Regions from separate parts of the Homo sapiens genome. Here region 1 is linked to region 2. A link is an interaction called in ENCODE POLR2A ChIA-PET data of the cell type or tissue named here. Cell type or tissue: Caco-2. All regions are shown on one strand. Region 1 overlaps SORT1 (sortilin 1). Region 2 overlaps SORT1 (sortilin 1).

Evidence for each region. ChIA-PET counts read pairs that join two places held together with the same protein. Peaks named below come from ENCODE experiments on the same cell type or tissue, not always from the same donor. Only the 100,000 strongest peaks of a DNase experiment are listed, where the experiment ranks them.
Region 1: POLR2A ChIA-PET joins it to region 2 with 5 read pairs; 6 of 35 experiments call an interaction of 5 or more read pairs at or near these places.

Annotation. Positions count from the first base shown.
Region 1 is chr1:109,372,278-109,374,777 of GRCh38, reverse strand. The region is part of intron 1 of SORT1 (sortilin 1); the gene reads left to right. Among named protein-coding and RNA genes, the nearest start is that of SORT1, 24 kb to the left of the region's middle. In Caco-2, no CTCF peak of the experiment used is centred here; a DNase peak (open chromatin) is centred at 1,537.
Region 2 is chr1:109,315,714-109,318,213 of GRCh38, reverse strand. It overlaps SORT1 (sortilin 1), which reads left to right. Exons shown (of 20, transcript NM_002959.7): 16 at 245-361; 17 at 1,256-1,364. Among named protein-coding and RNA genes, the nearest start is that of MYBPHL, 10 kb to the right of the region's middle. In Caco-2, no CTCF peak of the experiment used is centred here; no DNase peak of the experiment used is centred here.

The sequences.
Region 1 (2,500 bases), 57 kb before region 2:
CATGTTGGTGAGGCTGGTCTCAAACTTCTGAACTCAGGTGATCTGCCCGCCTCAGTCTCCCAAAGTGCTGGGATTACAGGCATGAGCCACAGCACCCTATCCAGTGTACTTTTCATTTCAGTCATTGTAATACTCATTTCTACAAGTCTAATTTAAGTCTTTTTCTTTTCTTTCTTTCTTTTTTTTTTTGAGACGGTGTTTTCTTGTCACCCAAGCTGTAGTGCAATGGTCCAATCTCTGCTCACTGCAACCTCTGCCTCCTGGATTCAAGTGATTCTCCTCCCTCAGCCTCTTGAGTAGCTGGGATTACAGGTGCCCACCACCACACTTGGCTAATTTTTAGTATTTTAGTAATTTTCGTATTTTTAGTGGAGACGGGATTTTACCATGTTGGCCAGGCTGGTCTCGAACTCTTGACCTCAAGTGATCCGCCCACCTTGGCCTCCCAAAATGCTGGGATTATAGGCATGAGCCACTGGGTCTTTAAAAAATTTTAAGTCTTTAAAAAAATTTTTTTTCTTTAACATTCTCAATCCATTCTCTAATTTCTTGTGGAGTACAGTTACAACTGTTGCAATGTCCTTATCTACTAATTATCTTGTTATTTCTGAGTTAGTTTGATTTTTCTCTTCATTATGGGTCCTGATTTCTTCTTTGCGTGCCTGGTTATTTTTAAAAATTTATTTTAAGAGACAGGGTCTTGCTCTGTTGCTCAGGCTGGAGTGCAGTGGTATGATCATAGCTCACTGTAGCCTCAAACTCCTGGGCTCAAGAGATCCTCCTGCCTCAGCCTCCCAAGTAGCGAGGGCTACAAGCATGTGCCACCATGCCTAGCTGATTTTTTTAAATTGTTTTTGTGGAAATGGGGGTCTTGCTACATTGCCCAGGCTGGCTTTGAACTCCTGGCCTCAAGTGATCCTCCCACCTCGGCCTCCCAAAGGGCTGGGATTATAGACATAAGCTACTGCACCTACCCACCTGATGATTTTTCAGTTGGATATTGTGAGTCTTAGCTTGTTGGGTGCTAGATATTTTTGTATTCTTTTAAATATTCTTGAACTTTGTTCTGGAACACTGGTTACTTGGAAACAGTTTGATCCTTTTGGGTCTTGCTTTTAAGCATTTTTAGGCGGGACCGGCACAGCGTTAAGTCTGGGGTTATTTTTCTTTACCACAGAGGTAAATGTTTCTGAGTACTCTACCCAATTTCCTTGAAATAACGAGGTTTCCTATTATGGTTGCTGGTAACAGGAATTATTCCTGTTCCTGTGTGAGGTCTGAATATTGTTCTCTGCCGTCCTTTCAGGTAATTATTTCCCTGGCCTCAGGTAGTTTCCTCACATGCGTGTGCTGATGGGTGTTCAGCTGAAGACTTGGTGGGGTGGCTGGGGAGGCCCCCTGCTCAGATCTCCAGAATTTTTTTTCTGTGTAAGTCTTTCTTCTCTAATCTTCTGCCCTGTGAACCTCTTTGGCCTCCCCAGACGATATATCAGCTTCCTCTCTTCAGTTTAGGAAGAACTCTGGACTCTGCCTGGGTGCCCCTCCCCTGCACTGTGCCTGAAATTCTCTCCAGGCAGTAAGCCAGTTAGCTGTAGGGTCCTCCTTGTTCAGTTCCTTGTCTTTCAGGAATCGTCGTCCTTTGTGCCTGGTGTCCAATATCTTGGAAACAGTCATTTCATATATTCTGTCGTTTTGGGTTTTTTTTTCTTTTCTTTTCTTTTTTGAGATGGAGTCTTGCCCTGTCGCACAGGCTAGAGTGCAGTGGCGCAATCTTGCCTCACTGCAGCCTCCGCCTCTCGGGTTCAAGCAATTCTCTGCCTCAGCCTCCCGAGTAGCTACCGCGCCTGGCTAATTTTTTGTATCTTTTTTTTTTTTTTTTGAGACGGAGCCTCGCTCTGTCGCCCAGGCTGGAGTGCAGTGGCGCGCTCTCGGCTCACTGCAAGCTCCGCCTCCCAGGTTCACGCCATTCTCCTGCCTCAGCCTCCGGAGTAGCTGGGACTACAGGTGCCCGCCACCACGCCCGGCTAATTTTTTGTATCTTTAGTAGAGACGGGGTTTCAGTCGAACTCCTGACCTCGTGATCCGCCTGTCTCGGCCTCCCAAAGTACTGGGGTTACAGGTGTGAGCCACCGCGCCCGGCCCATTCTGTGTTTTTGTTTTGTTTTGTTTTGTTTTTTATTAGCTGTTTCCGGTAGAAAGGTAAATGTGATCCCTGTCACTCCATCTTGACCAGAAGCAGAAGTCCACCCAGAAATGAACTTTTACATTTCATACTCATGTCTGTCATGGGGAAGTTAAGTGGGCCTGGCCTTATCCTTTTACTTGGGCGTCATCTTTTTCAAAACTTCATAAGTAGTTCTTAAAGAATTCAATATTTATTGCGTGCCCACTGTGCACTATGCTGTGTGTTAGCTGCTGAAATGTATGGGCTTGATTCCTTTACCAGATGGACCTCAGGTCTAGTGGGGAGGACAGGCAAGGTTCTTGTGGCTACAATTAA
Region 2 (2,500 bases):
CCACTGCACTCCAGCCTAGGCGAGAGAGTGGGACTCCATCTCAAAAAAAAAAAAAAAAGGCCCTCTCCGTGTCTGTTTTCCTAAATCGACCTCCTTCAGAGGTGTCACAGGACTTCCTGAGCTACTTTCTAACAACCCAAGACTGGAATGTTAACCATCCACTACCCCACATAACCCTTCATTGCTAGTCACTTAACGGTCTTCCAGCTGCTTTGAAAGGTACTTTATTTGCTGACTCTTGCAGTGATTTTGGCTACTACCGTCCAGAAAATGACTCCAAGTGTGTGGAACAGCCAGAACTGAAGGGCCACGACCTGGAGTTTTGTCTGTACGGAAGAGAAGAACACCTAACAACAAATGGGTGAGGTGGCCTTTTCTCCCTTGTCACGATGGATGAGGTGTTCTTGTTCAGAGTGAAAGCTGCTTCTCTCCACACTGAGATCCAAGCCCTACTTTAGAGCACTATTTTTGGCGGGGTTGGGGAGGGGCAGGATATGAAGGCCTCCTTCAAGGGTCAACTACAGGAGGTGAGCCATGAGTGCTTGGTGTCAGAGGACTCAACCCCACCAACACCACGAGGCAGAGCAGGAGAACAAGCTCGGCCAGATCCTGCACCCCTGCCTCCCGCCCAACCACCCCCAGGAAGGGAGGAGAGGCGAGGGACCCACAGGCAGAATGACAGAAGCGTCCCATCCGCCATGAACGTCCATCGCTCGTCTGGCACAGTTTAGGCACAGCCAGGGAGAGCTCTGTCTGATAGGACTTTCTTTGGTGATGGAAGTGTTCTGTAATTTGCTGTGCCCAATATGATAGTCACTAGCCACACATAGCTGTGGACACTAGTGTAACCGAGGAACTGAAATTTTCGTTTTAATCAATTTTAAGTAGCCACCATATTGGACAGTGCTGCTCTAGACGGGCCTCATTACCTCGCTCCCCTGATAACTTCCCCTCTCCCATTTTGTACCACTTGTTAATGAGCTTTTTTGGGGTCAGATTTCTTTGGCACAGTCTCTTAGGTAGAAAGAACAGGCATGTTTCTGACAGCAGGGGACAGAGATGCTTAGTTTGCTTAAGGCCTGAAACTACACAAAATATCCCCCAAAACATCCCTGTGGACATTCCCCCCAGGCCTGAAACATGACGTAAGGATGGGAAGCTTTTCGGCAGCTTTTCAAATCTTGTTTCCAAGAAATAGGCAGGTACCCAGGAATACATCCTTATCTTCTGTTACCAAATCTTCTTTGCCTGGTAGGTACCGGAAAATTCCAGGGGACAAATGCCAGGGTGGGGTAAATCCAGTTCGAGAAGTAAAAGACTTGAAAAAGAAATGCACAAGCAACTTTTTGAGTCCGGAAAAACAGGTATGTTAAAATAGGTCTAGTTTTCAGGTACAAATGGGATTTTGTGTTCTGCTAAGAAAAATCAAAGTTAAAGCATCAAGAGTTTTGTTACTGATAAAAAGTGGTCAAACTACTTCTCTCAGGCTTCCCTTATACAGGAAGCTGTTAGCATGAAGGATGGGTCATGTAACCCAGTGATAAGCTCACCCTACTGAAAGCTCTTTTCTTATTGAGGGTTGGGGGATGATATTCTGTAAAGTTGTAAAATTCTTAAAATCATACAGTTGTGGAAATTTCTGAGGCTGAGAGTCATTTAGGAAAACAAAAAGGTTGTCTGTGGGCTGGGTACAGTGGCTCACACCTGTAATCCCAGCACTTTGGAAGTCCAAGGCAGGCAGATCACTGAGGTCAGGAGTTCAAGACCAGGCTGTCCAACATGGTGAAACCCTGTCTCTGCTAAAAATACAAAAATTAAAATTACAAAAATTAGCTGGGTGTGGTGGTTTACGCCTGTAGTCCCAGTTACTCGGGAGGCTGAGGTAGGAGAATCATGTGAACCTGGGAGGTGGAGGTTGCAGTGAGCCGAGATCGTGCTGCTACACTCCAACCTGGGCAACAGAGCAAGACTCCGTACCAAAAAAAAAAGGTTGTCTGTGAAGGGCCATGACCTGGAATTGTGCATGTGTGGAAGAGAAGAGCACTGGGCAATAGGTAGGGTGGATCTCTGACCAAGTCATGTTAAGTATGTTCAAAGTGAAAAATTGAGCTATGGTAATGGGCTGGTTTTGATTTAAATGAAGCAAGTTACCTGTCGGGCATGGTGGCTTACTCCTGTATAGTCCCAGCACTTTGGGAGGCTGAGGTGGGGAGATCAGTTGAGGCTATGAATTGGAGAGCAGCCTGGGCAACATGGAGAAACTCCATCTTTACAAAAAAAATACAAAAATTAGCCGGATGTGGTGGTGTGTGCCTGTAGTCCCAGCTACTCAGGAGGCTGAAGGGAGAGAATCACCTGAGCCTGGGAGGTCAAGGCTGCAGTGAGCCATGATCATATCACTGCACTCCAGCCTGGGTGACAGAGTGAGATCCTGTCTCAATTTAAAAAAAAAAAAAAAAAAAAAAGGTTATGAGGCTGCATCCAAATCTGTAGCACTGAA